Linked DNA regions of Homo sapiens: region 2 is linked to region 1. The links are chromatin loops, found by intact Hi-C in ENCODE. Cell type or tissue: A673. All regions are shown on one strand. Links, peaks and the distances in the headings refer to the core of each region. The heading gives the core; the rest is flanking DNA.

Region 1 (12,512 bases), core at 2,620-10,619:
CCTCCACCAAGGGACAGCCAAAGTGCTTCATTAAATGAGTCCTGCTCCCTGTGCCACCCAACTGGGTGAGACTCCCCAAAAGGGGTTGCCAAACACCCTAAACAGGAGCATCCCTACTGGCATCAGGTAGGTGTCCCTCGAGTCAGAGATCCAGAGGAAGGAGCAGGCACCCATCTTTGCTGTTCTCCAGCCTCCTTGAGTGACATCTCCAGACACAAGAGTGAACCAGATGAATAGGGCCTGAAGTGAACCCCCAGCAAACCACAGCAGCCCTACAGAAGAGGGACCTGACCATTAAAGAAAAACAAACAGAAAGCAACAACAACAAAAAAATTCCCCACAAAAATCTCAAAGAGTCAGCAGCCTCAAAGATCAAAACTAGACAAACTCATGAAGATGAGAAATAATTAACTAAAAAACGCTGAACACCCAAAAGGCCAGAGTGCCTCTTCTCCAAATGATCGCAACACCTCTCCAGCAAGAGGGCAGAACTGGACAGAGGATGAGATGGACAAATTGACGGAAGAAGCCTTCAGAAAGTGGGTAATAACAAACTCTGCTGAGCTAAAGGAACACATTCTAAGCCAATGCAAAGAAGCTGAGAACCTTGATAAAAGGTTGCAGGAGCTGCCAGCTAGAATAACCAGTTTAGAGAACATAAATGACCTGACTGAGGTGAAAAACACAGCACAAGAACTTCGTGAAGCATACACAAGTATCAATAGCCAAATTGATCAAGCAAGAGAAAGAATATCAGAGTTTGAAGACCATCTTGCTGAAATAAGGCAGGCAGACAAGATTAGAGAACAAAGAAAGAAAAGGAATGAACAAAGCTCTGAGAAATACAGGACTGTGTAGAAAGACTGAATCTATGATTGACTGGAGTACCTGAAAGAGATGGGGAGAATGGAACCAAGTTGCAAAACATACTTCAGGATATTATTCAGGACTTCCCCAACCTAGCAAGACAGGCCAACATTCAAATTCAGAAAATACAAAGAACACCACTAAGCTACTCCAGGAGAAGAGCAACCCCAAGACACATAATCATCAGATTCTCCAAGGTAAAAATGAAGGAGAATGTGTTAGAAGCAGCCAGAGAGAAAGGCCAGATCACCTACAATGGGAAACCCATCAGACTAACAGCTGATCTCTCAGCAGAAACACTACAAGCCAAAAGAGAATGTGGGGCCAATATTCAACATTCTTAAAGAAAATAATTTTCTTCTAAGCTTCATAAGTGGAGGAGAAATAAAATCCTTTTTAGACAAGCAAATGCTGAGGGATTTCATCACCAAGAGGCCTGCTTTGCAAGAGCTCCTGAAGGATGCACTAAATATGGAAAGGAAAAACTGGTACCGGCCACTGCAAAAACATACCAAAATATGAACACCAAGACACTATGAAGAAAGTGCTTCAACTAGTGTGCAAAATAACCAGCTAGCATCATGATGACAGGATCAAATTCACACAAAACAATATTAACCTTAAATGTAAATAGACTAAATGACCCAATTAAAAAACACAGACTGGCAAATTAGATGAAGAGTCAAGATCATCTGTGTGCTATACTTAGGAGACCCATCTCACATGCAAAGATACACACAGGTTCAAAATAAAGGAATGGAGGAAAATTGACCAAGCAAATGGAAAGAAAAAAAAAAAGCAGCTGTTGCAATCCTAGTCTCTGAAAAAACAAACTTTAAACCAACAAAGATCAAAAAAGACAAAGAAGGGCATTACATAATGGTAAAGGGATCAATTAAACAGGAAGAGATAACTATCCTAAATATATATGCACCCAATACAAGAGCACCCAGAGTCATAAAACAAGTTCTTAGAGACCTACAAATAGACTTAGACTCCCACACAATACTAGTGGGAGACTTTAACGCCCCACTGTCAATATTGCACAGATCAATGAGAGAGAAAATTAACAAGTATATTCAGGACTTGAACTCAGCTCTGGATCAAGTGGACCTAATAGACATCTACAGAACTCTCCACCCCATATCAACAGAATACATATTCTTCTCAGCACCTCATCACGCTTATTCTAAAATCGACCACATAATTGGAAGTAAAACACTCCTAAGCAAATGCAAAAGAACTGAAATCATAACAGTCTGTCATACCACAGTGCAATCAAATTAGCACTCAGGATTAAGAAACTCACTAAAAACCACATAACTACATGGAAATTGAACAACCTGCTCCTGAATGTCTCCTGGGTAAATAATGAAATTAAGGCAGAAATCAAGAAGTTCTTTGAAACCAATGAGAATGAACACACAATATACTAGAATCTCTGGGACACAGCTAAAGCAGTGTTAACAGGGAAATTTATAGCACTAAATGCCCACATCAGAAAGCAGGAAAGATCTCAAACTGACACCCTAACATCATGATTAAAAGAATTAGAGAAGCAAGAGCAAACAAATTCAAAAGGTAGCAGAAGACAAGAAATAACTAAGATCAGAGAAGAACTGAAAGAGATAGAAACACAAAAAACCTTTCAAAAACCCAATGAAGAGCTGGTTTTTTGAAAAAAAAAATTAACAAAATGACCACTAGCTAGATTAATAAGAAGAAAAGAGAGAAGAACCAAATAGACACAATAAAAAATGATAAAAGGATATCACCAATGATCCCACAGAAATACAAACTACCATCAGAGAATACCATAAACACTTCTACGCAAATAAACTAGAAAATGTAGAAAACATGGATAAATTTCTGGACACATACACCCTCCCAAGATTAAACCAAGAAGGAGTCAAATCCCCGAATAGACCAATAACAAGTTCTGAAATTGAGGCAGTAATTGCTTACCAACCAAAAAAAAAAAAGCCCAGGACCAGACAGATTCACAGCCAAATTCTACCAGAGGTATAAAGAGGAGTTGGTACCATTCCTTCTGAAACTGTTCCAAACAATTGAAAAGGAGCGACTCCTCCCTAACTCATTTTACGAGGCCAGCTTCATCCCGATACCAAAACTTGGCAGAGACACAACAACAAAAAAAAGGAAAACTTCAGGCCAATATCCCTGATGAATATCGATCCGAAATCTTCAGTAAAATACTGGCAAACTGAATCCAGCAGCACATCAAAAAGCTTATCCAGCATGATCCAGTTGGCTTCATCCCTCAGATGCAAGGCTGGTTCAACATATGCAAATCAATAAACATAATCGATCACATAAACAGAACCAATGACAAAAACCACATGATTATCTCAATAGATGCAGAAGAGGCCTTCAATAAAATTCAACGTCCCTTCATGTTAAAAACTCTCGATAAACTAGGTATTGATGGGACATATCTCAAAATAATAAGAGCTGTTTATGACAAACCCACAACCAATATCATACTGAATGGGCAAAAGCTGGAAGCATTCCCTTTGAAACCCGGCACAAGACAAGGGTGCCTTCTCAAGTTCTGGCCAGGGCAATCAGACAAGAGAAACAAATAAAGGATATTCAAAAAGGAAAAGAGGAAGTCAACTTGTCTCTGTTTGCAGATGACATGATTCTATATTTAGAAATATGGAATCATCTCAGACCAAATCTCCTTAAGCTGATAAGCAACTTTAGCAAAGCTCAGGATACAAAATCAATGTGTGAAAATCACAAGCATTCCTAAACACCAACAATAAAGCATAGAGCCAAATCAGGAAGGAACTCTCATTCACAATTGCTACAAAGAGATAAACAGTTGTGCTACAGAAAAAAGAGAGAGAACATCCTTGGCCAAGTGAAGAAAGGGTTGCAAGAAGGAATGAATGATCAACTGAGGAGTGAAGTAAAATAAGGAATTAGAATTGTCTATTGAAAACAGCAATAGGGAAGCGCGGTTTTTGTGAAAGGTGATGGGGAGAAACTTGGTTGCAATAAATTCAAAAGAGAAAAAGAAGGATAGGAATTGGACACACTGATGATAGACAAATGTCCTAAGAAGATTTGCTATAACTGGAAACAAATAAGTGTTACTGAAAAAAAGATGTGAGATTAAGAGAGTATTTACCTGTTTAAATTGGAGAAAACTATACCATGTTTACATGGTGGGAATGAATGACCTGCTAAAGAGGAGATAATTTATGATGCAGAAGAAAGGGGGAACAACTACAATGCCAATGTCCTTGAGTAAGATCATTATTCAGGATTCAGTCAGTGAGGCAGAGCATATTACAATTACTCGTATGGAAATAAGGAATTTGTTATAGAGATTAAAATTTAAACTTGCGAGGGAGATGCTGGGGAAGTAAAGGTCTTCAAGAGGAATTTGCAGAGTCACAATAAAAAATAAGAGTTACTAAATCTGCCTGCCTAGCTGGCCTGGGTGGATAATTTGGAGCGTGCAGGGAAATCCAAGAAGCCAAGCATTTCTAGCCACCAAATTGGGAACACAATGATGGGGCACATGGAGGTTATCTATGGGAAGTTGGATTTGTGTGTAGCTACCACCTGTGCAGGTTCACAGCCAAACATCTGTTGGTAGGCTTGGGACCACCGTTGGTCAGCAGGGCCAGCAGTTATAACAGAAAGATGAGCTAGACACGGAGCAGAGGAGAGCAAGGACCAGCTGAGACCTCACAGACACCTCTGCACCTGACTGCCACACTCTCTGAGCACTACAACCTTCCAAAAATAATAGCCACTGATTTACTCTCCCTCCTAAATCTTGTGCAATTTCCTCTATCAGCTACTTCTAACCTAATCATATAAGGGATTCTAGAAAATACAGTTTCTAAATTGACAATAGCACAATCTAGGACTTTGCAACCCTTTCAACCTAGCAGCCACATATACCTCGTTTAACCGTCCTTAACTGTCAAATGAAGATAATAGTAAAAGGATGCTTCTACTTAATATGATGCAGTGACAGGTTATCCAAAATGCTTGCCCCACAAGTGTTTCATATTTCAAATTTTGGAATATTTGCAAATACTTACCAGTTGAGCATCCCAAATCCAAAATTCAAAATGCTCCAATGAGCATATTTTTTGTGTCATGTTAGTGGTCAAAAGTTTTGGATTTTTGAGCATTTTGTATTTTGTATTTTTGAATTAGGGATGCTCAATTTTTATCATACAACCAAAAACTGCTAATGCGCTCCCTAAAAAAAGGATACACATACTTAATACATCTTCAGGTGATATTTATTACTCTTCTCCCTGAGTTACATGCTTGCTTTGACATCTTGTAACTTAAATAAGATATAATCACTATTACTCATTTTTTTTTAAAGAGACAGGGTCTCATTCTGTCACCCAGACTGGGGTGCAGTGGCATAATCATAGCTCACTGTAACCTCAAACTCCTGGGCTCAAGTGATCATACCACCTCAGCCTCCCAAATAAGTGGGTCTACAGGCATGCGCTACCATACACAGCCCCCAAATTACACACTATTAGTCTTATATTAGTTGGTAGGAAAAGGAAAGAGGGGGAAAGAAATTTTCTAATTTGCTAATATATATTATATACAAACATATCCATATAAAAGCAAGGAAGAAAACATATAAATACTAAAAATTCTGTAACTGGCTGCATAGTTATAGAAGTATTTACAATGTCCTTTCTCTACTACCTATTCTATATTGACTTTGCTGTCACCTACCTATTCTATATTGACTTCAGTCAACGTGGAGTAACACACGGCTTCATTCCTAAAGGCCCTGCTGGTTTGGGGTGGTTTTCTATTACCTCTGTCAACAGAACATGAGAATACTAAAAAAGTACCTCCCCACACACATATCTCTAGCACTCCACATACAGTCTTCTCTGGCCCAATTGTGTAATAGCTAGTCTCTTGACAGTCGGGATAAATCACCCAGTATGGTAATTGCTTCTTTTTGCCTGTTGTTTTACTAGCATGAGAAACACTAAGTTGCCAGGTGACTGGCAATAAACAAACCATGGCTTAATTCAGAATGAGAGAAACAGGACCATATAACGGTCAACAATTCAGAGACTACTTCATCCTGGAGGACATTACTATAGCCCCACATGGCATTCCCACCCAGATGGTGCTCTAACTCAGTCTTCAAAGACATCCACCATCCTCTCAGGATAAGGGAGATGATGATAAGAGCAGTGAATTTAGCTGGGCACGGTGGCTCATGCTTGTAATCTCAGCACTTTGGTAGGCCAAGGCGGTCGGGATCACGAAGTCAAGAAATCAAGACCATCCTGGCCAACACGGTGAAAGCCCGTCTCTGCTAAAAATACAAAAATTAGCTGGGTATGGTGGTGCGTACCTGTAGTCCCAGCTACTCGGAAGGCTGAGGCAGGAGAATCACTTGAACCTGGGAGGCAGAGGTTGCAGTGAGCCGAGATCACGCCATTGCACTCCAGCCTGGGTGACAAGAGCGAGACGCTCTCAAAAAAAGAAGAAGAAGAAGATAAAGTATCCCAATCACTCCCTCTCAAAAAAAAAAAAAACAGTGAATTCCATGAGCATGAGCCCATCTTCTATAAAATGAGTTGCTTTGACAGAAGCAATGCTGTGTGGAATACCATGACAGTGAATATAACATTCTGTAAATCCATGGATGGTGGACTTGTCAGAAGAAATATAACAGAGAAGGCAAATACACATGTACAGTATCTATTTCAGTAAGAACAAAGTTCTGTCTCTTCCAAGTTAATTTAGTGCAGCATAATCACACTGCCGCCCAGTGGCTGGCTGGTTATCCCAGAAAGTGGAGCCAAATCCAGGGCTCAGTGTTGATCTCTTCTGTTGGCATATTGCACACTCAGCAGTGGCTATGGGCAATCAGCCCTGGTGAGTAAAAGTCCATGTTGCTGAATGAACCTGGGCATAACTTTCATCCCTGCCACCATGGTCATTTGTTCCTGAGTCCACTAGAAAGGACATAGGTGTCTGGTGAAAGAGACTGACCAACATCTACAAAATGGGTCATTTCATCTGCCTGATAATTTCTCTGCTGAGATTTTTCTTTGGCAAGCATTAACATGGGACACAAATATATGGACAGTCTATACCCTTTTGGACAGATTCATCTATGTACTTCTTCCCAGACCTCCTAGTTATTAGCTTTCCAATCTTGTTCCTTCCAAGTCCCTGACCATCAAGCTGAACTCTTATCCACTTACCATGAAATGATGCAGATCTCTACCTACCTCTGATCATCTCTCTCCTTCCACGAGAAATGGAAAAAAAAGAGTAGTGCTCAAAGTACTGCCTCTCTTGAGAGAATTTCTCTCCACCACATTTTTTTAAATAATTTTTTTATATTTTAAGTTCTAGGGTACATGTGCACAATGTGCAGGTTACATATGTATACGTGTGTCATGTTGGTTTGCTGCACCCATTAACTCGTCATTTACATTAGGTATTTCTCCTAATGCTATCCCTCCCCCATCCCCCCACCCCACAACAGGCCCCAGTGTGTGATGTTCCCCAACCTGTGTCCAAGTGTTCTCATTGTTCAGTTCCCACCTATGAGTGAGAACATGCAGTGTTTGGTTTTCTGTCCTTGCGATAGTTTGCTCAGAATGATGGTTTCCAGCTTCATCCATGTTGCTACAAAGGACATGAACTCATCCTTTTTTATGGCTGCACAGTATTCCATATCCACCACTATTTTTCAAAAATACCCCAGAGTAGGGTTCCAGTGCTATCTCTGTACACTTTCTGGTGATGCCAGCACATTTTGCAAAATCATCTGTAGAGTAGGCCCTATTTTGTCTTCCTTAGCCATCAAGTAATGAGAGAACTTCGCCCAAGGCCATGGGTACAGACTGGGAAGGAGAAAGCAATGTGGCCAGAGGAACGACCATGGACATCTGTACTACTTGCCTGTGCAACTTATCTGAGACTTCAAGATCTATTCAAACTTAGTCTCACATATACCACCTACACTTGATAGAATGCTGCTACACACATGCTACAGCGTATTACTGAATCAGACAACAAATACATTATGATAGTTATAATAAGTTGCTGATGTCATGTGTAGGGCCTAATAGCAAGCCTGAAGTTGTTTCTCAAAATAGTTATCTGAAAAAGGTCACATAGCTTCACTCCAAAATTCTAAAGGTTAGTGATATCATTCACATATTACAATCTGCTAAAGGCCCCATAAAGCATTTCTGCCCCTGCAAGTACCATCAAATCGATCTGTTGGGTTATACTGCTTAGTGGCAGAGATCAGCGCTATGCCACTACCTTTGTTGTAAAAGAGTTTACATGCAGCAACTTTATTCTTCAATTTGGAAGGAATATGTCAATGTACCATGAGATTGCCTAGAAATTTAACAAAGTGAAAGGTCTCTACATTTGTTTGGGGAGTGGGGGGGCTTAGTCATTTTCTACCCTCTATTTTGCATGTGTTTTACCAAGATATCTAGACTAGTTGCTACTTTCTGCTCACTAGTTCAATTAGCTCAACATCATTAAATTAGTGGTGCAGCACAATGTCTTATGGAATGAAGAGGTAATCAAGTTTCCTATGGACAAGATGGTAAGAGAATTGGAGAGGAATTTTAATCCTGAGGTGGGATACTGAAGAAGTATTGCTGGCTTTGCTTATTAAAAGCAAACGGCTTCTGATGATGTCTGTTAACAAGAATTGAGAAAAAAAATCACTGTATCAGGGTTGAAATAGAACATATATATATATGATTGATGGCAGGGAATTGGTTTATGGAATTGTAAAGGCTGGCTGGGCAAGTCTGAAATTCATAGGACAGCCTGTCAGAAGGACAGGCTGGAACACTCAGGCATGGGTGCATGCTGCTGTTCACAGATGGAATTTCTGCTTCTTCAGGGAAGCATCGGCTCTGCTATTCAGATGTTTCAACTGAGTGAATCAGCTGCTCCCAAACCACCTAGAATAATCTCCCTTACTTAACATCAACTGGTTATAGAATTTGATCAAATTTACAAAACACCTTTGTAGCACCACCTAGATTCATATTTGGGTGAGTAACCAGGGATTACAACCTATTCAAGTTGTATAGCAGGTACCAGGGGTATTGATGTTTTCTCCAATAAATAAACCCTATCTAGAATAACAGTTGTAATAAGATTCATCACTTAGTTCAGTTTTCAAAAATACTACTGTTGTTCTCTAAGATCCATCTACTCTCTGCAAAGGCCAAATAGGTGAGTTGAATTAGGATATGGTAGGAATCACCACTCCCATATCCTTCAAGTCCTTGATACCGGCAGAGATCTGAAAAACCCCTCCAGGAATACAACATAGCTTTTAGTGTATGATTTTTAGAACAGAGCCATCCTAGTGGCTTCCACACAGCTTTTCCTACAAGACAGCCCTCTCTGCATGTGTGAGGGAATCAGAGTGAGGGTTCTCCCAGCGGCTAAGTATGTCTCCTCCAACTATAAATTTCTGACCTGAGAAAATAAACATTGAATAGCTTTGGGGACCAATTGAGCCACTTTGAGATGGATACAAGCCAAAATTCCATTAATTATCTCATTTCCTTAAGTCCTTATTCTTATAGGTAGACCACTGAGATGTTTTGAGTCTCTAACAATTAGTGTCACTTCAGAGCCAAAATGTCTAATTAGTTCTCCTTTCCCAATTCACAGACACCCAGGTAAGTAACCACCGGTCCTTTTAAAGAAAGTAGAGAAAAAGATTTACAGTATAATTTCTGGCAGAGTAGGGGGATTCTTCCTCAAAGAGACCCAGGCTTCTCTTCACTTAAGGGACTGTGTGAGCTGGGTCAGTCCAGGAACAGATTGAGGGGCTACAACACTTTTTGTGGTGATTAGAGTTAGTCAACTGCTCACAAGACCTAGAGCTTTCCCACTTATTCAAATCAAGTAAAGTGTTAGCAGACTGCTTGTCTATCTTAGTCCTAGGGATACCATGATCAATTAGTCAACACCAAAAATATCCATGTCAAACCATTCTGATTTGACATCAGAATGGTCAAATTTTAGCTCTGCTGTTCATTACAATAACATGCTTACTTTGCCTCATCTTACTACCTGACCACCATCTAACCCTTGACCATTATCCCCATTAAATTTCCATTATCCCCACTGGCTTCAGAACAGACTCCCTGAATTCCTCTTACCCTTTCTGAATTCAGGCAGTTCATTTCAATGTATTTCCCACTCACTTTTCTGACCTACAGAGAATAACTATCACAAAGCTCTTTAAAGATGCTGGTGCACCCCTTACTGTTTTCTCAGTCCCCTGGTGTCTTAGTTCAGGCTGCTAAAACAAATTACCATAGATTGTGTGGTTTAAACAACAAACATTTATTTTGCACAGTTCTGGAAGTTGGAAGTTTAGATCACGGTGCCAGCATGGTCAGGTTCTTGTGAGGGCCCTCTTCCCAGCTGCAGGCAGCTGGCTTCTCTTTGTGTCCTCACATGGCAGAAACAGAGCTAGTTTGCTCTCTGGCCTCTTTTAAGAGCACTAATCCCATTCATGATAGCTTCATCCTCATAACCTAATTACCTTCTTAGTCCATGTTGTGTTGTTTAACAGAACACCACATACCAGCTAATTTATAAGGAAATAAAATTTATTTCTCACAGATCTGGAGGCTGAGAAGCCCAACATCAAGGTGCCAACATCTGGCCAGGGCCTTCTTGCTGCATCATCCCATGGCATCAGGTGGAAGGGAAAGAGAGCGTGCCTGAGAGCAAGAGGGCAAGAGAGTGCCAAATTCGCTTTTATAACAACCCACTCTGGCGATATCTAACCCACTCCTGCAATAATGAGATATAATCCATCAATGAGAACAGCCCTCATGGTCTAATCACCTCGTAATGGTCCCACTTTTTGATATTATCACAATGCAATTAAATTTCAACATAAGTTTTGGAGGGGATATTCAAACGACAGCACCTCCCAAAGGCCCTACCTCTAACTACCATCGCATTGGGATAGGGTTTTAACTTATGAGCTTTGTGGGGACACCTTCAGTCCATAAAATTTGGTAAATGGAGTGCCTTCTGGACTATCCTCTCCCAGGTATATTTTTAAAGGATGGGTGAGTGAATCTTTACAGTATACCCATGATATAGATATTCTTCCCCGTTTCACAGATGGGGAAATTGAGGGATGTGTTTAGTCAAAGCCATTCAATTAATCAATAGATTCAGAATTTGAACACTAATTCAGTTTAACCCCAAACTCATACTTCTCTTAATTCAACCCTTACAGCACAAATTATGAGTTTGCTCCAGTTACTAAGTGAAGATAAAATGGTGCTTAAGACCAGGTTCTACTGCACACCTTTTATAGGTTTTTATATAATAAACATTTTTATTACAGATTCTGAACTCAAACATTACTGACAAATTCTTTGTTGTGCCAATAAAGTCATATGAGTAAGAATCTTTTCAAATTTTCATAGATACCTATTTGAACTAGGTAGAACTTGCCCATTAGAATCAATACGTTGGTGCATTTGATAGGCAAACCAGGTAAGCAGCACCTTGAACAGAACTCAGCCTAATGAGGTTTATTTCTACCTGTGCATGCTATATGCTAAACTGTCCCCTTTCTAGGGCCCATGGGAGAGCTTTCCCCTTGGTCCTCTGAAGGTTTGCTGAAAAATCAACTCACAAAGGTGGATAAATTATAGAAAAGGCATATGAATGTATTTAATGTGTATAAACAGAAGCCTTCAGAACAAAGACCTGAAAATTCAGGGGAAGTTATCCATTTTTTTGCTGAGGTTCAACAACGTATGGACAGCCATGTAGAAATATGATTGGGAAAAAAGGGTACAATCTAATGTTAATAGACTGAGCTGGGAAACCCAGCAAGACTTGTCTCTCTAGAGTCTTCTTGGCCTCTTTGAGCACATATTCCTTCCTTTTGTGTGGACGCAGGTCCCTTTCTGAAGTGGGTGTCTTATGACCTACAAACAAGGTAGGTCAGAAAATTTATGACCAATTTTTATACCGAAAGGCAGAGGGAAAATTAGAGTAATATATTTAGGTTTTATGGCTGGCTTTAGGGCAAAAGGGTTCTTTTTTGAGACAGAGTCTCGCTCTGTCACCCAGACTGGAATGCAGTGGTGATCTTGGCTCACTGCAACCTCCACTTCCCGGGTTCAAGCAATTCTCCTGCCTCAGGCTCCTGAGTAGCTGGGATTACAGGCACATGCCATCACACCTGGCTAATTTTTGTATTTTTAGTAGAGACGGGGTTTCACCATGTTGGTCAGGCTGGTATCAAACTTCTGACCTCGTGGTCCGCCTACCTCGGCCTCCCAAAGTGCTGGGATTACAGGTATGAGCCACCGTGCCTGGCTAGGGGTTCTTCCTTCTATGACCTGCCTTGGAGAAGAGGGATTCTAGTTTCTATGACAAACCTTGGGGAAGAATGGGACTGAGAGACAGGAGGGAAGTAAAAGGTCAAGGAGAAACTTTTGCTTCTGAGGCTGCTTCTAAGGCCTTCATTTTTGGATATTGTACTCTGAGCCCCAACACCTTCATACCCTTGAACTTTTGCACATGTTATTCCCTATTCTTATGCAACTATTCATTTTTTC
Region 2 (12,512 bases), core at 2,224-10,223, 340 kb before region 1:
TAAGTTATGCTCAATTCCAAAGTTGCTCATGTTCAATTACAATATTTTGCCTCCAAGAAGGTAAAACTTAAGTCCTTACTCTTAGAAAAGCCTGGCTAGTATTGAATAAATATACGTACTAGAAGATAGTCACTCTTCTTCTACAAGCTGTTCAACCATTTATGTAGGCTTTACAATTTTTAACTACCCTTTCAGTTTCCTAAAATACACTGAGGAATAGGAGAAAATGTTAATTTTATTTGTGGAATAGAACTTTAATATTTTGATTTCTCTAATAAATATGAAGAGTTATGGTAATGAATTCAATTAAAATTTCTTTTGTTAAATAATTCCATTACTGTAGGAAATTGTTTTTATTACAGAGAACTACATTTTCTTATATATTTTGACATACGTAAACTGTGTTTTGCCACATCCTCCTTCTCAATATTGTCCTACTAATTATATTCCAAAAATGCTTCTCCCTCAAAATAGCTCACAATTATTTCAAGAATTAAATAGAGAAAATTACCCCTTGAAGTATAGCTTCCTGTGACTCTGCTGCTCTTTTAAATTTGCAAAAATATTGAGATTGAGATGTACATTCAAAGCTTGAAAGATTATGTCAGGACCACTTTCAACAAAAATAACAGACTTGGATCTGGTAATTCTTATTATTCTGGTATCACAAACAGCTGAAGTTTATCTGTATTATAAATGTTTCATATTTTTAATTAAAGTGATGACATTTGTGTTTGCCATTTTTTTCTTATTACTTATAAAGCCCTCACAGTCATAGATTGTTTTCTATCTTCTTTGTAAACTAGCCCAGTTCTTTTTATATTTGCATATTATATTTGAATCCAGAAGTTTATATATATATATATATATATATATATATATATATAGACATTATATATATACACACTGTATATACACATTATATATAATGGGATCTAATTAAACTAAAGAGCTTCTGCACAGCAAAAGAAACTATCAGCAGAGTGAACAGGCAACCTACAGTTGAAGTGAAGGACACAATCAACAGAGTGAAGACATACACTACAGAATGAGATAATATATTTGCAAACCATACATCTGATAAGGGGTTATTATCTAAAATATACAGGAACTCAAACAGCTTAATTATAAATAAATAAATTAATTAAAATAAAAAATTAATTAAAAATGAGCAAAAGACCTGAATAGACATTTCTCAAAAGAAAACATATAAATGGACAACAGGTATATAAAAAATGCTCAATATCATAAATTAGGGAAATGCAAATTAAAACCACAGTGAGATATCCTATCACAAAAAATAATACATCTTGACAAGGTTGTGGAACAAAGAACATCTTTAAATACTGTTTATGGGAATGCAAATTAGTATAGCCATTGTGGAAAACAGTATGAAAGTTTCTCAAAATGTTAAAAATAGAACTACCATATGATCCAACAATCTCAGTGTGTGTGTGTGTGTATATATATATACACACACACACACAAACATATATACATATATACATATACATATACACATAGGCATATATATACATATATATATATACATATATATATATATATATATATATGATGATTAATACTGTCAACCTGATTGTATTGAAGGATATAAAGTATTGATCCTGGGTGTGTCTGTGAAGGTGTTGCCAAAGGAGATTAACATTTGAGTCAGTGGGCTGGGAAAGGCAGACCCACCCTTAATCTGGGTGTACACAATCTAATCAGCTGCCATCATGGTTAGAATATAAAGCAGGTAGAAAAATGCGAAAAGAGAGTGGCTTAGCCTCCCAGCTTACATCTTTCTCCTGTGCTGGATGCTTCCTGCCCTTGAACATCAGACTACAAGTTTTTTATATAAGTTTATGTATATAATATATACATATATATTTCATTAGTTCTGTCTCTCTAGAGAACCCTAACATAACATACAAAGGATATGAATATTCAGTACATCAAAGAGATATCTGCACCTCCACATTCATTGCAGCTTATTCACAATAGCAACAATAAGGAATCAATCTAAGTGTCCATCAATGAATGGAGAAAATGTGATATATATTGATATATATATATGACTATTCTTCAGCTTTAAACGAGAAGGAAATTCTGTCATTCGTGACATCATAGATGAACCTAGGAAGACATTATGTTAAGTGAAATAAGCCATGCACAGTAAGACAAATACTGCAGGATTTCACTTACATGTAGAATCTAAAAAAGTCAAACTCACAGAAATCAGGAGAAAAAATGTGGCTTACCAGAGGCTGGGATGGAAGATATGTAGGGGGAAATGTTGGTCAAAGGATACAAAATTTTAGTTAGATAGGAAGAAGTTCAAGAGATCTACTGTACATCATGATGACTATAGCTAATGGCAGTACATTGTATACTTGAAAATGGCTAAGAGAATAGATGTGTTTTCATCACAAAGAATAATAAGAATGAAGTAATGGATACATTTAGTAGATTGATTTATCCATTCCACGTTGTATATATAGATCAAAACATCATGTTGCAACCATAAATATAGACCATTTTTATATATCATGTTTAAAAAAAAAATGTCCAAAGACTCAGAAACCTTGCTTTGATTACGGACAACTCTGGTCCATTTCCACTCTAGCACTGCCACAGGATCACGAAGGTTTCTTTGCCAATACATCAGTTTCAAATATCTCTCTCCTCATCCTGCTTCCCAGTTTGCTGTTCCCAATATATCTTCTGTTCAACAATGTATGCCATAGGGTCTGTTTGTTGGGAATCTAAGACACCAGGATGTGCTACCACATGGAGAAAGGGGTAAAAGGGAGCCCCATTTCTGTGCACAGGAAGGGAAAAAGGAAGTAGAAAGCATGGACCTCAGTCTTTAAGTCATAACATCCACCTACTAATAAACATGACCCAATAAATGCTGTGTCTTCTCCATATTGGAAACTCTCTACCAAAAGAAGGAATGACTATGGAGGATGCATAATTGTTTTAAGAATACTCAAAGTGTAGAGAAGGTGTTTGGATAGAAGTTCTATCCTTCATTGTACAAAAGGAAAAACGGACACTGAAGGGGAATTATTTTCTCCCTTAAAAATTATTGTCCTTGAATTATAAGAAGTATGTATTCGCATTTTATGGAAAGCAGAAGATAATACTCAGAAAGCCTTTAAGGTTTTTAGAGCAAGTTATTTTTTAAACATTTAAAAACTGTAAAATAATTTCTATAATAGAAGTGGGAACAAGAAGAAAATAATTGATTAAAACCAGCTAGAAATTAAAAATCAAGATACAGCAAGTCCTTAATTAATAAAAGAATTAAGCTCTAAAAGTATAATTGTAAGGTCAATGTTTAAAATTGAATACACTTGCCCTTCAGAAATAGTTTTCTAAGACAGCTTACTAAAACCTTTTTAAACTCATAATATATAGAGTATGTTGTGGCTTTGAGGCAGAATATTCCCATCACCACAATGCCTGTCTATCCTATATTGAGAGTAGCTCTGCAGAGCTAAACCTGCTGACATGACATTCAGCAAAGAATGGGGTAGGACCCAGGTTTCTGGAGTCAAAAGAAGGGTTAGGTATTTCTGTCAATATAACACTTTGGGGAAGACAAATAATTTTCAACCACCTCTTTTTTTTTCTGAGAGATGCAGAAAAAAAATACCGTGTTCCATTGCTACTCACTGTTGCTTTTTTCTAGAGCTCACTTCACCTCAATAAACATTCACTGAGAACCTCTGAAGTAAAAAGCTTTTCTGATCAATTCTGTTTCTGTTTCTTTCCTTTGTTTTTCAACCATTGAGAAACGAAATGTAGGCTCCTACTTTTGCTTGTATTTTCATATCCTTAAGAGAAGTATATATTTTGAGGTTTTCTAAAATATTTAATTATTATGAGTAATGGGAAATAGAAAAAGAGTAAAATGGTAATTATGAGTAATATAGTCTGGAATTTATTCAGACATTTAGTGAGCAACTTTTATGTACTAAGAACTGTGATTTGTGCTCAGATTAATGGAGAATGAGGTATCTTTCAGGGAGTTTATGATATAATAGGAAAGAGAGACAAGAAAATAGAAAGTTGCATAATAGATAGTGCCATGATTGGGTCTACTATAAGGGAATGATTTTCCTCATTCCCATTGTTTCCATCCGGGTGGAGGGAGCTCAATTACTCACACTTTTGGCCCCATATCCCTTTGCTTCCAGAAAGGTGGAGTGACTTACCCTAATTGATAAATTTAAGAACAGATGACATGTTCAGCTCAGCTTCAACTACTTCTTACCAGTTGGAAGACACCAAGGTTTCCTCTGCTCCTCCATCCTGTAAGACAGCATACAAGTTCAGAGACCTGAATAAGTCTGGTTAATTGTGGGGTCCTGTTAGCAGGTCCATTTGGCTCTTACAATAGGCCATATCCTTCAATTTAGCATCTTCCATATTGTTTCTCTTATTTTCTACCCTGGACAATGAAGAATAAGGGTATTTATAATTTTATTTTAAAATTCCCAAAGTGTAAATCTTCTGGATCATGGGAGCATACAGAAGAAACATCTAAACCAATTTTGCAGGTGCAGGAAAGCTTTCCTTCTGAAGAGGAAGTTTGACATTTTAAGTAGGCCATAAAGGTGAATAGCTAAAGAAAGATAATCCAAAGAGAGAGGACGGCATACAAAAAAAGCTCTCGGAGAGAAAGAAATTTGTAAACATCATTCAGATCTTACTTTATTCAGAATTTTAGATTAGCCAACATATTCTAAGATTTTATTGAGTGCCTCCAGTATGCCTTTCTTTTATTTATATCCTTTATTTTTCATTATCCCACATTATCTTCCTACTCTATAATTTTCTTTGTTGATTAAATTTTAATCATGCTTCTTTCAGAATTGTATCTGTAGTAATAGATGTCTTTTTTTGGCTTAAGGCTGTTCTGTTCTCAAATGATAGAATCCTGATATATTCTCTTTTCTCTTCTTGCTATTGGCTTACCTATTTATTCAACACACAGATTTTCTTTAGACTGCCAAATGCTGGCTTACCAAATATCACCAATAGAACCTGGTAGATTGTTGAGTTTATTATTTACCAGCATAGGAGAGAACACCATCTCTGCTGCACTATGGCCATGTCTCAGAGAGAAGATGGCAAGGCTAGAATTTACTGAGAATTGCAAGTTTGATTTAAGGCAGCTCTATCAATGTGAGGTACTTGACTGGGACTATGTTAGAACTATGATACAATAGACTAAGATAGTAGAAACAGCAAACTAACATTTTGAGTCCAGCACTTCTACAAATCTTAGGGCTCTCCCCTTTTCTGGCCTGGGACCCCTCCTCAGGTTGCCCATATTTCCTATGGACAATGTGTGGCTTCTCCAGCGTTAACTCCTTGTGATGGAGAGGGGATAGCTGTAGGCAGTGCTGAGCAAGAAATCATCACCTTTAGACACATGCCACTCAATGCCATGCCAGTTTTCTGGCCTGCATTCTCCACTCTCCTGCCCTCCCCAGCCTTTGGTCCACAGGGGAGAAGGGGGTGAGTGTGTGCATGGATGGGAAGCTGTTAAACACACCTACTCAGTGACCCAGCCTGAGGAGGCATAGCCTGTCTCTGAATTTCTGAGGGAACCCACACTGCCCAGGTGTCTATCAGAGGTGGGAGTGTGGGGGCTATAGCTCTATCCCAGGAGCTTTAGGCTTGAGAAGAGCCAGTCAACAGCCTTCAGTCCTGCTCCCCAAAGGAAGAGGCCCCACCACACAGGAAGAAGAGGGTTTCAAGGGCTGCAGTTGAAGTCCCAGCCTTGAAGCCAGAACCATCTAGATTCTATTATTGGAGCCCTCACTGCAGCATTTGAGACTTTAAATATATTTCTTTTTGTGTCTTCAAGCTCAAGTTTCTTCATTTCTAGAGCAGGATAGTGATACCTCAATTAGGGTCTTGAGGCTATTCTCAACTGTCTGCCTCCCTTTCCTGCCCTTTCTCTTGGACAGCAGACCCTGGGGCCTGGGCCAGGCCACACCTGTGCTTGGGGCTAGGGCTGCAGCTGCGGTAGGAGAGGGCTGGAGTGACACAGCACCTGAGCCAGTCAGGCAGGGCTGATCTTGCTGGGGTCTTGGCTGCAGACAAGTGTGATCTCCAGGATGGGACCCGGTGGAGCCATGACTTGAGTGCCTCTAATGGACTTGGAAGGACCTGAATCTGCTGTCATTCTACCAGCCCAGCACCCAGTCCTACAGCTGTTCAAAGATGCCTCTTCCACTTAACCTGTCTTCAGTGGAATTTTCGCTTCTGAGAACCCTTCTCCGGGCTGGGAACTACAAATGCTCTAGGTAAGAGCCCTGGCCTCAAGGGGGAGCCCAAGGAACCTCTAGAAAACCTTGAGTTCCTGCCCCAACTCCTACACACATTCAGTAGGTCTTGTTTTCTCTGAGCCTGCTTCTGTTTTCTTTACAAACTGGGGCAGTAAAAGCATTTGACAAAGTTCAACATCTATTCATGATAAAACTCAATAAAGTAGGTATAGAAGAAAATTTCCTCAACACAACAAAGGCCATTTATGAAAATCGCACAGGTAACGTCATACATAGTGGTGAGGAGTTGAAAGCTTTTTCTCTAAGATCAGAACAAGACAAGGATGCTCATTCTTACCACTTCTATTCAACATAATACTGAAAGTCCTAGCCAGAACAATCAGACAAGAGAAAGAAACAAAAGGCATCCAAATTTGAAAGAAAGAAGTAAAATTTTCTTTCTTTGAAGATGACATAATTGTATATCTAGAAAACCCTAAAGATTTCACCAAAAAAATCTTACAACTAATAAACAAATTTAGTAATATTGCCAGATACGAAATCAACATATAAAAATTAGTAGCATTTTCTTTGTGTGAGATAGATTCTCAATCTTCACCCAGGCTGGAGGGAAATGGTGAAATCACAGCTCATTGTAGCCTTGACTTCTAGGGTTCAATCAATCCTCCCACTTCAGCCTCCAGAGTAGTTGGGATTACAGGTATGAGCCATCATGCCAGCTAATTTTTGTATTTTTTTTGTTGAGACAGAGTTTCAACATGTTTCCCAGGCTGGTCTTGAACTCCTGGGCTCAAATGATCTATCTGCCTCCACCTCATAATGCGCTGGGATTACAGGCATGAACTGCTGCACTGGACAGTAGCGTTTCTTTATACCAATAATGATTTAGCTAAAAAGAAAAGAGAATAATTACATTTAAGATAGCATCAAAAAGAATAAAGTACTTAGAAATAGATTTAACAAAAGAAGTGAAAAATTTGTACACTTGAAAACTATAAAATATTAATGAAAAAATTGAAGACACAAATAAATGGAATAACAACCCATGTTCACAGACTAGAAGAATGAGTATTATTAACATGTCCACACTACCCAAAGTGATTTACAGATTCAACACAATTCCTATCAAAATTGCAATGAATTTTTTACAGAAATAGAAGAAAACAATTCTAAAATTTATATGGAAGCTTAAAAAACCCCAAATAGTCAAAGCAATCTTGAGAAAGAAGAATAAAGTTTCTGATTTCAAAGCTATAGTATTCAAAACATTACGGTGCTAGTATAGAAACAGACACATAGACCAATGGAACACAAGAGAGTTTACAAATAAACTCAAGCATATATGGTCAACTAATTTTCACAAGTGTGACAAGAATACACATTGGAGAAAGGACAGTTTCTTAAGCAAGTGGTGCTGGGGAAACTAGATATCACTGCGCAAAAGAATGAAATTAGACCCTTATATTTCACCATACACAAATATCAACTCAAAATGAATTAAAGACTTAAGTGTAAGACCCAAAACTTATAAAACTCCTAGAAAAAAATACAGGTGAAAAGCTCCTTTACATTAGCCATGGCAGTGTCTTTTTGGATATGACACCAAAAGGTCAGACAACAAAAGCAAAAATAAACAAGCTGGCCTATATCAAACTAAAAAACTGCTTAGCAAAGGAAACAGAAAAACCTCTGGATTGGGAAAAGATATTTGCAGAACACATTTCTAAAAAGGGGCTAATATCCAAAATATATTATATAAGGAACTCACACAACTCAATGACCAAAAAACAAATCACCTGATTTTAAAATAGGCAAAGGACCTGAATAGTTTTCCAAAGCAGACATAGAAATGGTCAAAAGGTATACGAAAATGTGCTCTTATCATTCATCATTAGGAAAAGGCAAATCAAAACCTGGTATCTATTGAGTTCCTATTATATTTCAAGCAGTTTGGAAAGTGCTTAACATGAATTATCTCTTTTAGTTCTCATGACAATCCCATAAAGTAAATATTATTAGTATCTCCATTTTATAGGAAACTAAGAATCAGAACAATTAAAAAATATATGGCTCAAAAGTGGCTAAACCAGAATTTGAAGTGAAGGCTTTTATCAGATTTCAGAATGTATGACATATTTAGGGTCAAATACTACACTTCACTTGTTTATATATCCTAGGAATTATAACAGTGCCTAGTATACATTGGGACTTTAAGACATATATGTAAAGCAAGCACTATTTTTGATCATCAATAATATACTTCATCAATAATAGATCATCAATAAAATACCACAAAAAATAAACTGGTTAAAATTCGACAAATATAAAAATGCTTATTTTTCATCTAAGTGCTAGCAGAAGTTTCAAACAAAGTTTGACATCTTCCTTATGTAACATCAAGTTAACACTGGCTGAAATAGTTTGTCTGTAAGATGATTGCATCCTTTCAATTACCTTTTACCCTAAAATTTTATAACAAAACGTGTCAAATATGTGTTTTCCTTATCTGATGAAAACATAACTAATTAAAAATATTGAGACATAGTTGCTCTTATCTCAAAGCAAAATACTTTGGTTCTTTCTGGTTCTAAATGCTCTTGCGCACAGAGCTTCTCATGCTGAGTTGAGATTATACCCTTTGCCTTTTGCAATTATAGAGAATTAGTAACTGAGTACATAAACAAATATCTTGTCAGATATGCAATCCTGTTTCTAAAGTAAAATGACAACCAAACAAACAAAATGCAAAGTAATACAACCCCCAACCCAGGCTGGGTCTCAAGATAAATTACACCCAGCAAATATCAAATAATATTTAACTAATAGACTTGTCAGGAAAAACAAACACCCCACCAGGCAAAGGGGCTACCTTGTTAATAATGATCAAACTGGGACACCCATAAATTTCATTCTAAGGACTTTGTAAACTAATCACATTCCCTGTTCATTTCTTTCCTGTCTTGATGGTGGCAGATCATACTGGAAGGTTACAAGGTGTTATTTACATTTTGAAAGTCCTTGCCAAATGAAAATATGAGAAGTTGGCCGGGCGCGGTGGCTCACGCCTGTAATCCCAGCACTTCGGGAGGCCGAGGCGGGTGGATCATGAGGTCAGGAGATCGAGACCATCCTGGCTAACAAGGTGAAACCCCGTCTCTACTAAAAATACAAAAAAAATTAGCCGGGCGCGGTGGCGGGCGCCTGTAGTCCCAGCTACTCGGGAGGCTGAGGCAGGAGAATGGCGTGAACCCGGGAAGCGGAGCTTGCAGTGAGCCGAGATTGCGCCACTGCAGTCCGCAGTCCTGCCTGGGCGACAGAGCGAGACTCCGTCTCAAAAAAAAAAAAAAAAAAAAGAAAATATGAGAAGTTGAGTAGTTATCATCCCTTATAAATTATTTTAATGATTTTTTCTATACTGAAAGAAGAGTGTTGACTGCACAGTGTTATAGTGATGGTAAAATTTACTTGTTTTAATCATTTTACAACTAAGATACTGAACATAGCTATTAAGAAGTAATTATACCATGTATCTTTATTTATTTTCCCATGACATTCTTATCTTTGGCAAATTTTACAAATTGAAGATGCAGAAATTCTTGCCCACCTAACATTATCCTTATTCCTGTTTTAGAGTACCCATCAAAAAAAAAAAAAAAAAGGGGGGGAAAGGAAAAATGCCTAATGAAAATAGGTTAGCCTCTTCCAAAGGGAACAGATAATCCAAGATGTGAATGTAGTACTTAACAAATCTTAGATGCTTTCAAGTCAGAACAAACCACTGAATGACTCATTAGGCTTTAGTAACTTGAAAGCCCTGGATCTTCAACAGAACCTCTTACGAACATGATGTGCCATTTATTTATTTATTTTTATCCAAGTTTTACTATTTATTGTATATCTGATTGTCTAAAATGATAAGACAAAAATAACTTGAGATGCTTCTCTCTTCTCATCTGTATTTATTACTTGACTTGTATCATTACCCTCAAGTAAACAATAAATTTAGCAAGGTTAGGATCCTGAAGCCTAAAAAGATAATAATGCTTCCTTTGGAGCTTAATGTACCACCAGAGAAGAACTTGAACACTGGAATGAAATGGTGAAGTGGTTGGCTACCTCATAAAGCTATTACAATAACTTTTCACACCATAATCTTAGCATTTCACTTCATTCCATTGCAGAAAAGGAATGCATGGAGGGAGGAAACACAGGTGGGGGGAGGACTTTGATAAAAATTCATTTTTAAAAGAAAGCCAATGATATAATAAATAGTAAAATAGATGTAAATCATGGCAAAGTCTTATAATTATTATTACATCAGTAAACCTGTGGTGCTCTTTCATTTTACAGATTGCATGAAAATACCCAGGTATACAACCTCTTTCTGAAGTTAAATAATAAATAATGCACGCAGAATACGGAGAAGGGCAATGTATCAATGGTGTTTCTTCAGTCCACTTTAATGTTATTACAATTAATGGTATCATCAATAGTTATCTGCCTCTGGTAAGAACCACTAAATTATTCACACCATGGCTTTCATCTCCCCACCATCCCTCACACAATTACACTTGCCCACATAAACAGATTCACCCTGCTTCCATGTAGCACCTTATTTTCCTTAGGCTTTTTTTTTTTGAGAAACACTCCCAAAATGGGGATGGTAAAAACACATCATTTTCCCCTTTCCTGTTTGAATTCTATGATTCCCACCATCGTCAAAGACCCAGGACCTTGGTCATCTCTTCCACACAAAGCCTAGAATTACATGCACTCTACTGGCTTTAACTCTCACAAATAATGAAACCTTGATTCCCACTACGTCCTTAAAGTCCACTAAGTCCAATCAAATCCACTAAGACTGCTATTACCTCCTCTGCTGAAGGTTTGCTGTATCCTTGTAATAATATGTTGGCTATTTCAACATAGTGTGATCACACTAAGAGCATTTAAAATAAAAAATCAAAGCACTGTATACTTTCTACCAAAGAGGAAGGAAGCTTATTCTCTTCCTTGCCTTAATGTTACTACATTGCTTGGCTCTTAAAAAATGTCTGCAATATATTTTAAGTACTGATTAGAGTATTTTAGTGAAATAGCCTTTTCGGGTTGTATTTACTATCTTCACTCTCCCTAGGATTCACATATAAGACCACGAACGGGTTTATTAGGACCAATTGGAGTGCCAGTGTTGTTATTATGGTTGCCCTTCTCTTGCGAATACTCCAGATACAGTTGGAGGAACTGTCACATGTCAAAGTCTCACCCTTTCTTCCTATTGGGTGATATTTTTCAAGAAGGCTCCATTTTGGCCAACTCATGCATTCTTCTAGTCAGGCTCACACATGTATTAATCTTAAATGGGCAAAGGTTAGTCTCAAACTAAGAACTTTTTTACTATGTACAAATACATAAAAAGTTGTTATATTCTTTTGTTTCCTCCATTTAAAAATGTTTTTGTCTTTATGTTCCTAATCAATAATTAACCCTAAGTTGAAAGGAGGGAAGAAGTCTGACAAGGTGACAGAGAGAATACGTGTAACAAAACACAAAGAAAAAATATGCCAATAAGTCAGCCCCACTAATGTGAATAAATTATTTCCATGATCCTTTTCTGTAATCACTTCTGTCAAGTAATCACAATGTGCCCTAAAACCTGATAGTTTAAATTAGCAACTTTCATTGAGTGTTGTAGTAATTTCATATTTCCAGTCACAATAGCATGATGTTTTATGCTTGCAGGGCACTCATTTGCTCATCCCTTCATTCATTTAACAGCAGATGTTGTATGCTCATTATGTTCTGGATGGATGTGAATATAAGTAATTGCACTATAGCAGGTTAAGGGAAGATGAGCAGTTTGGACCAGAACCAATGGGAGTACAAAGGAGAGTGTCATCAATTCTGCTTGGTTGAGTCACAGAAAGCTTAACAGAGAAGAACACATAAGAGATTTGTTCTTGAACGATAAAAGTTTTAGTCTATCAAGGGAACAGTAAGAAAGAACATTACAGGCAGAATGAAAGTTTGCGCAAGATACGAAATAATGAAACTTGTCCAAAGAATTATAAATAGGTCCATATACTTGGAAAGCCTTAGAAGCTGCAGACTTTGGTGTCAGAAAAGCTGGATTTGAATACAGCTCCAATATTTACTGCCTTGGTAATTTTGGTCAGGTCGCTTAATCTTCCAACACTTCTATTT

The links. A loop is a pair of places that touch in the nucleus more often than their neighbours do. Peaks named below come from ENCODE experiments on the same cell type or tissue, not always from the same donor. Only the 100,000 strongest peaks of a DNase experiment are listed, where the experiment ranks them.
Region 2: it touches region 1 in a loop (2.3-fold over the local background); 6 of 110 quality-filtered maps call a loop at or near these places.

The regions. Positions count from the first base shown.
Region 1 is chr13:60,648,770-60,661,281 of GRCh38, reverse strand. No RefSeq gene overlaps it. Among named protein-coding and RNA genes, the nearest start is that of LINC00378, 18 kb to the left of the region's middle. In A673, for the core only: a CTCF peak has its summit at 6,680 (motif pointing left); a DNase peak (open chromatin) is centred at 6,691.
Region 2 is chr13:60,984,068-60,996,579 of GRCh38, reverse strand. No RefSeq gene overlaps it. Among named protein-coding and RNA genes, the nearest start is that of LINC01442, 74 kb to the right of the region's middle. In A673, for the core only: a CTCF peak has its summit at 6,345 (motif pointing right); no DNase peak of the experiment used is centred there.